Linked DNA regions of Mus musculus: region 1 is linked to region 2. The links are chromatin loops, found by intact Hi-C in ENCODE. Cell type or tissue: left cerebral cortex. All regions are shown on one strand. Links, peaks and the distances in the headings refer to the core of each region. The heading gives the core; the rest is flanking DNA.

What was found. A loop is a pair of places that touch in the nucleus more often than their neighbours do. Peaks named below come from ENCODE experiments on the same cell type or tissue, not always from the same donor. Only the 100,000 strongest peaks of a DNase experiment are listed, where the experiment ranks them.
Region 1: a loop joins it to region 2, with 2.7 times the contacts of the local background. A loop is called at or near these places in 1 of 42 quality-filtered maps.

The regions. Positions count from the first base shown.
Region 1 is chr11:74,553,135-74,557,274 of GRCm38, reverse strand. The region is part of intron 2 of Rap1gap2 (RAP1 GTPase activating protein 2); the gene reads left to right. Among named protein-coding and RNA genes, the nearest start is that of Rap1gap2, 35 kb to the left of the region's middle. In left cerebral cortex, for the core only: no CTCF peak of the experiment used is centred there; DNase peaks (open chromatin) are centred at 1,023, 2,207 and 2,413; H3K27ac peaks cover 2,122 bases.
Region 2 is chr11:74,632,840-74,636,979 of GRCm38, reverse strand. It overlaps Ccdc92b (coiled-coil domain containing 92B), which reads right to left. Exons shown (of 4, transcript NM_001013784.1): 3 at 1,692-1,739. Among named protein-coding and RNA genes, the nearest start is that of Gm50590, 14 kb to the right of the region's middle. In left cerebral cortex, for the core only: a CTCF peak has its summit at 2,318 (motif pointing left); a DNase peak (open chromatin) is centred at 2,312.

The sequences.
Region 1 (4,140 bases), core at 900-3,399, 80 kb after region 2:
CTGGAGATTGTCATCTGGTGACTGAAAATTCTAATCACCAGCCAGGCGTGGTGGGCGCTACAAGCCTGTCCTCCCAGCTCTCAGAGGCTGAAGCAGGAGGATCTGAGTTCAAGGCCAGCTTGGATTACAAAGAAAGGCCTAGTTTCTGGGAAACAAACAGACAATAAACAATAAAGTCAATGTCAATGAAATCAGAGGCTTCTGGAGGAACCTGGCACCTGCACCTTCTCAGGACTCATGAATGACATTTGTAGGCAGTGAAGTTTGAGAACCCCTCTCTCCAGGGACTGACAAGCATGATGGTGGCCCATGGGTCAGGTGGGGGCTCCAGGTGGGTCTGTCACACTAATCCAGGGCTCCACTCTTCACAGTGGTCTGGATGGTCCCTGGGGGTGGGGTGGGGTACGGGGGCGGTGTCTGTCCTGGTCCCTGTAGGATGTCTAACAAAATCTCCGGATCTCTACCCACCTATTGCCAATACCACACACCTTCTAGCTGTGGCAAGGAAAACCATCTCCAGGTTTAACTGAACTTTTGAGGTCATAGCCTCCCTACCATCCATAAGCATGTGTGCAGAACAGGGTCTACCAACCAGTGGGTTACTTTGTAGATTTCGGAGGCAGGCAGTCTGGGTTTAAATCCTGTCTCCACCTGCTGGATGACCTGAAGCAATTTAGTAATCTCAGGTTCAAATCTCACCTCTGTCAGTTTCTGGATTTGCTTTCTTGCAAATATGCCTCCACCCTTCCTTTCCTGATTTAGCTTCCTTCACTCCTGGTGTACACAGCCACTGCTTCCTCAGCCTCCCGGAGCAGAGAGAGTTTCTCTGGTCAGGGGCACAGTGAATGCTGTCTCTATATGGCTTCTGTCTGCTCTTATTCCCCGAGGTCAGAGCCAGCAGGAGCTTTCTGCAGTGTTTGTTGCCCTGGCCAGGTGGCTTGCCTCCCTGCCTCTGGCTGATCTGTGAATAGGCAGGCTACCCACTGTGTGAGCCTCCGCCCCACACCCAACTCATTCTGAGAGGGTGGAGTGGGCGGAAATCCGCGCCTGGCAGGCCACAAAGCCACATAACTGACTTGCGGGGCCCTGCCCTTGGGGAGGAGGATGCTGACAGCAGCTGGCTTGGCCTGGGTGCTTGGCTGCCTTTAGATGCCTGTGGTAGACAGGAGCTGCGGCTGCAGGAGGAGTTTCACAGGCCTGTTAGTTACTGAGCTCAGGAGCTGGATTCAGGAGGTACAGCCCCACCTCCATTCTGCTATGACCAGTGTAGGTTGAATCAGTGGCTGGTTACTCTGCTGGCCAGGCAGATCAGTCCAGGGGCTGGGTTAAAAGGCAGCTCCTTGGGCCCCATCTGAGGGACTCCTCTTTATCACCCTTGGGTGGGGCTCAAGAAGCCTTGGTGTTTGTTACCACGGCAGGACGTGGTCCTTGAGGTGAGGTAGGCCACAGCTGCTTGGGATCTAGTTTGTTTAAAGGGCTTTCACCTTTGGGTCTGGGGAAGATGACTCAGGGGTTAAGAGCACCGGATACTCTGGCAAAGGACCAGGGTTCAATTCCCAGCATCTACATGGCAGTTTACAACCCTCTGTAACTCCAGTTCCAGGAGATCTAGTGTCCTTTCCTGGCCTCTCCAGGTTTCAGGTATGCATGTGGTACACAGACATACATGCAGGCAAACACTAATATACATAAAGTAAAAATACATTTTTTTTGTTTGTTTTTTTTTCTCTTTTGAGGGTTTCTCTCTGTAGCCCTGGCTGTCCTGGAACTCACCCTGTAAACCAGGCTGGCCTCGAACTCATAGTGCTCTGCATGCCTCTGCCTTCCAAGTGCTGGGATTAAAGGGTACACCTTGGCTAAAATAAGCAAATACATATATATATTTTAAGCTCTGTTCCCACAGTGCAGATCCAGTGGTCAGGTTCACATGCTCTGGGTGTACTTAGGGAAACCACACAACCTTCCTGTGCTCCAGTTTCCTTACCAGTGAATATTAATAGTGCTACACACGGTGCTGCTGTGAGCTTTGAGCGTGATAGCTCAGGAGAAGCGTGGAGCACGGTGTCTAATCATAGTGCTTCTGGTGGTGTACAATAGTCCTGGGCTGTGTGATCGCATACAGAACCGCACGACATGCCCACAGGACTGTAAACACCCCCACGGACCCACCAGAGCAAGCTGGATTGATGTGCGCATCCACTCACGTCTACCCGATGACGACAGAGGTCACTAGACAGACAGGAGGCGCTGGGGGTAGACGAGTGTGTGTGTGTCTGTGTGTGTGTGTGTGTGTGTGTGTGTGTGTGTGTGTGTACACAAAGCCCTGAGGACTGGGCCTTTCTCTTACATGCTGGTATTATTCCCAGAGTAGCAGCACCTGGGCTGAGCTCTAGGAGCCCAAGGTGCCCCTTGTTTCCATAGCAACCACTGTGTGGCAAACAGGAGAATGAGGGGGAGGGAAGATGGAAAGCCTGCGCTGCAGGCTTCCAGGGCCTTCCTGCCTTCTGAGCTGGCTTCCTTGTCTCCTCTAAACTCAGGACTTCCCCTTCCTTCTCTCCTCCCTCCCTCCCTGCCTTAGGTAGTGCTGTGCTAGGCATCTGGATACTTGAGGCCCAAAACGGATGGACCATTGCTAACAGTTCTGATGTGGATCTGGAACTTAAACCTGGCCTCGTGCATGCCAGGCAGGTGCTCCAGGGCTGAGCGACACCCTCAGCTGACAGCTATCATTTTAATCTAACATTCACCAACTCTTTTCATTTTAATATAATATATATAATAGAAAAAGTTTCCTCCCTCCCTTTCTCCTTCCCTCCCTTCCTTCCTTCTTCCCTCCCTCTCTGACTCCCTCTCTCTCTTCTCCCTTCTGACAGAGTCTCACCTAGCCCAGTCTGACCTTAAACTCATTATGTAGCTAAGAAAAACCTTGAACTTCTAACCCTCTTCTTGCCTCCACGTCCCAAATGCTGGGATTACAGGCTTACGCCACCATGCATGGTTTATGCAGAGTGGGTGTCCATGCTAGGAGCTACATTTCCAAAACATACCTTGTTAGCCCCTTAGGTGCATCGCTCAGTGGTATTAGGCGCTCGAGCCTTGCTGTGCATCAGTGTGCACTTTATTATCGTAAATGGATCTCTGCACCCACTCCATAATAGCTCTTCATTCCCTATCATCTTCTTTCCCATGGCCACTTACTATAGAGGCTTCCAGATCCATTGGTGTTGCAGCATATGTCAGAATTTATTTTGTGTGTGTATGTATGGTATGTTCCTGTGTGTATGGGGACCAGGGTAGTATAGACGTCTGTGTCTCTGTGTGTATGGGGCCAGGGTGGTATAGATGTATGTGTTCCCCTGTGTATGGAGGCCAGGGTAGTATAGATGAATATGTTCCTGTGTGTGTGGAGGCCAGGGGTAGTAAGAATGTATATGTTCCCATGTGTATGGAGACCAGGGGTTGATGTTTGGTGTCTTTCTCAGCTGCTCTCCACTCGACTACTCTCCAGCTCATTTATTCCTTTTGTTCCCCTTAGTTTTGAGACACTCTCTTATTGGCTTGCCACTTCTGCTAGATTGTTTAGTCAGCGAACCACAGGGACCTCTGTCTGTGGCTCCTCAGGACTGGGATTACAGGTGTGCACTCCAGTCACACACACACACACACACACACACATATCACATGGATGGGGATTGAACCCAAGTCCTCATGCTTGTTTGGCAAGCACTTTATAGACTGGGCCATCTCTTCAGTTTCATACGATTAGAAGTAATCTGTGGGTTTTGTGTATGTAATTGACCTTTCTGGGTTTCATATCCAGATTCAACCTACCTTGGATTGAAAATACACATAGTTTTGGACAGAGCCTCACCATGTAGTCCTTGCTGGCCTGGGTCTTGCTCTGTAGATCCGGCTAGCCTAGGATTCATAGAGATCCACCTGCTCCTGTCTTTTGAGTGCTGGGCTTAAAGACATACACCATCATGCCCAGCAATACATATGTTTCAAACCGTACCTGCATTGCACAGGTGCAGGCCCCTTTGCTTGCTCTTATTCCTGGGATGACACAGGGTAACTTTTGCTTACACAGTGTTGCAGAGTGTTAGACATCATAAGTAATCCAGAGAAGATGGGCTTCAT
Region 2 (4,140 bases), core at 758-3,257:
AACCAAAAAAAAAAAAAAAAAAAAAAAAGAAGCCGGGCATGGTGGCGCACGCCTTTAATCCCAGCACTCGGGAGGCAGAGGCAGGCGGATTTCTGAGTTCGAGGCCAGCCTGGTCTACAGAGTGAGTTCCAGGACAGCCAGAGCTATACAGAGAAACCCTGTCTCAAAAAAAAAAAACAAAAACAAAAAACAAAAAAAAAAAAAAGAAAAAAATTCACAGCCTTCCTTGCTCTTGATGTGTAAGAACCTTAACACATCGGTATGTTTTTCCCTCCCTCCCTCCCTCCCTCCCTCCCTCCCTCCCTCCCTCCCTCCCTCTGTCCCTCCCTTTCTCCCTTCCTTCCCTCCTCCCTCCTGAAACAATGACTTCACTATAAAGCACTGGCTGGCCTGGAACTTGCTATATAAACCAGGCTAGCCTGGAGCTCACCTAGATCCTCTTGTCTCTTCCGGTGACCTGCTGGGACTAAAGGCGTGCACCCTCATGTCCAGGTTTCTGTTAATTCTTATGAATTCTTCTGGCACCCACATAGTGGTTTATGATTGTAATATCAGCACTTGGGAGGCTGAGGCCGGAGAATGGTCATGAACTTGAAGCTAACCTGCTCTACACAGTAATTTCTAGGCCATTTGGGACTCCAGAGTGAGGCAGTATCTCAACACAAAACAGATGGTCCCAGGGTGTCATTGGGTAGTTGAGGCTGGCCTTGAATTTGATATAGTATGATGAAGAAACTGTTTGAAGCCTCAGGCACCCCTCTGCCTCTCTTGAGCGATTCTACCAGAGTCCTCTGAAGACTGCTAGAACATGGAGGTAGCCCGACGACCCAGCTCCAGGTCTCCCAGCTGACGTTCTTCTTTCCTACATTAAATCTGGACCTAATCTTGTCACTCAGTACTGCTACAGCACCTCCTCATTTTTGTTTTGAGACAGGGTCTTTTATGTAGCCCCGGATATATTGGAATTTATTTCGTAAACCAGGCTGGCCTACAATTTACAGATCTGTCTGCCTCTGCCTCCTGAGTGCTGGGATTAAAGATGTGTAGCACATGCCCGGCCCAAGTGAGACTTAAAAATCTTTTAAAATTTCATTATGTCATTTATGTGTTTGTATGTGTGTGCAGTGTGTGTATATGTTTATGTTTGTTGTGTCACTGTGGAAGCCAGAGGTCAGTGTTGGGCAGCTTCCTTTTTTGCTCTTGGAGGCAAAGGCAGGAAGTTGCAGAGTTCAAGGCCATCCTTGACAACATAGTGAGTAGTCAAATGTGGTCCAGCAAGAGGGCTCAGCAGGTAAAGGTGCTTGCTGTCAAGTCTGAAGACCTGAGTTTGATCCCTGGGACCCAACTGTTAGAAGCAGAGAGCTGACTGACTCCCAGAAACTCTCAGGCTTCCATGTGTCCCATTCCATACTAATATATAAGACATTTTAAGAGTGCTTGGAGAGGGCTGGTGAGATGGCTCAGTGAGTAAGAGCACCCGACTGCTCTCCGAAGGTCTGGAGTTCAAATCCCAGCAACCACATGGTGGCTCACAACCATTCTAATGAGATCTGACTCCTTCTTCTGGAGTGTCTGAAGACAGCTACAGTGTACTTACATATAAATAAATAAATCTTAAAAAAAAAAAAAGAGTGCTTGCAGAAACTCAACCTTCTGTGCCTCCCGCCACAGCCCAGAGCTATTTTTCTTACCTTGTTGGTGAGACTGGACCTCTCTCATCTCCAGGTCGTGGGTCAGCTCTAGGGAAGAGAGAATAGAGGAGTTTGTGTGTGCACAAGTAGGTGTGCATGTCAGATAAAAAAATCAGAACTCCATTAAAGAAGAACAGATCCATAGGCATCAACTACACCACCGCCTACAACTACCTACAACAACTACCTTACATCCCAGCCAGGGAAAGAGCCCTACTAAAGGCAGAGCCTAGGCCTGGGTTTCTAGGCCCAGGGATCTTTCCAGCAAAGGTTTTGTTCCTAGGATGGGGAACAGAGACCACCTCTGTGGACAGAAGAGCCTGTCTTGTTTTGGGGATGAGGGAGTATTTGCCTGTTTTAAGGGATGATATGACGCCAGTTTAGATGGTTGTGGAGGACTCTTGTAAACACAGGGTCGTGGCTCATGCAAGCTTAGTTGACTGATGAATGCCACAATGCCAAGAAATGCTTAGGAGGCAACAGAAATAGGCAGGAGCTATTCATGTGACACTAATTTCATGGCCAGGATTGTACTTGTATTACCGCCTGAAGATCTCTGTAGTTTCCCAAACCCCATTTGACCACCAGGCAAGAAGGGCTCAAGGAGAACAGTGCCATCTAGTGGTGGACAATATACCAGCCTTTGGTTTGGTGTTGCAGGGGAGGGGCTCCTCAGGGGCACCAAGCTAAGGAATGCCATCACCAAGGTCTCTGGCATAGGAACAAGTTCTTCCTGGGCACCCAAAAAGAACTTATTTTCCTTATACTTATTCTTTGGTGCCCCCAATGCCTCATCTCTCAGAGCAACTGTGTGATAGCAATTTTCAGCCCCAACTCCCAGAGCTTAGAACAACAAGGGTTCAGGGGTTTACAGCTCAGTGACAGACAGATGCTTAGAACTTCTGCTCTGGGTTCCAGTTTGGACATGACTGGGGATAGTATGCAGGGAAAAGGACAGCAGGGAGCCGGGAGTCAAGAGGGCCTACTAGGAGCACTTGCATGTACCTTCAGGGATAAAGGTGTTTTTTTTTTTTTTTTTTTTTTTAAAGAATTATTTATTTTATGTGATGAATAAACTGTAGCTGTCTTCAGACACACCAGAAGAGGGTATCAGATTTCATTACAGATGGTTGTGAGTCACCATGTGGTTGCTGGGAATTGAACTCAGGACCTCTGGAAGAGCAATCAGTGCTCTTAACTGCTGAGCCATTTCTCCAGCCCCCCAGGGATAAAGTTTCGAGCCCGAAGAAAGTGGCACATCTCTGGGAGTAGTGCCCAGCATACCTACAGTCAGGCTTGTGCCCTTGGCCTACCCTTCCTCTATCCTCAAAATGCTCTTAGGGACCAGAGTTTGCTAGAACTGTATTCTCTGGGGAGGCCACTTGTTGCTGGGACACAAGAGAGTACCTTAGCTATGGCCGGAGCCTGAACCTTCTCCCTGGGGCCACTGGGAGCCCTCTGATGCCTCTACCCTTAGGACTCTTGGGGACCAACTTGCCCTTCCTCCAAGGCCTATGAAATGGCCTAAGGGACCTTGGCTTTGCCACTAACTTCTCTAGGGCGGTTTTCTTTCAACCATTAACCACAGGGCTTAAGATTTGGAGACAGAACCCCAAGTAGGACCCACTCCCCCATTTTTTTTCTTTTTTTGAGATGTGTTATGGTTTGAATATGCTTTGCCCAGGGAGTGGCCTTGTTGGAGTAGGTGTGGCCATGTTGAGGTAGGTGTGTCACTGTGGGTGTGGGCTTTAAGACCCTCATCCTAGCTGCTTGGAGGTCAGTATTCTGCTAGCAGCCTTCAGATGAAGATGAAGAACTCTCAGCGCCTCCTGTATCATGCCTGTCTGGATGCTGCCATGTTCCCACCTTGATGATAATGGACTTAACCTCAGAACCTGTAAGCTAGCCCAAATTAAATGTCCTTTGTAAGATTTGCCTTGGTCATGGGGTGTTTTCACAGCAGTAAAACCCTAACTAAGACAAGATGGGATTTTTTTGTTTGTTTGTTTGTTTGTTTTTTTGAGGCAGGGTTTCTCTGGCAGCCCTGACTGTCCTGGAACTCACTCTGTAGACCAGGCTGGCCTCGAACTCAGAAATCCGCCTCCCGAGTGCTGGGATTAAGGCGTGCGCCACCACTGCCCGGCTAAGATGGGATCTTATTGCATAGCCGTGGCTGTTCTGGAACTCACTGTATAGACCAGTCCAGCCTCAAACTCACAGAGTTCATCCAGCCTCTGCCTTCTGAATGCTGAGAGGAAGGGTGTGAGCCACCACACTGGTTTCTCCCACCTTTCTCCATCCATCTTCTAATGTGAGTCCTTGTAGATTCTATGAATACTCTATGAAAGCAATTCATGGTAGGACCCTGGCCAGCAAGGATACTCCTCTGAACCTTAGTTTTTTCTTTTGGAAAATGGGAGCAAAACAGCATCTCTCTTACATGGGACTG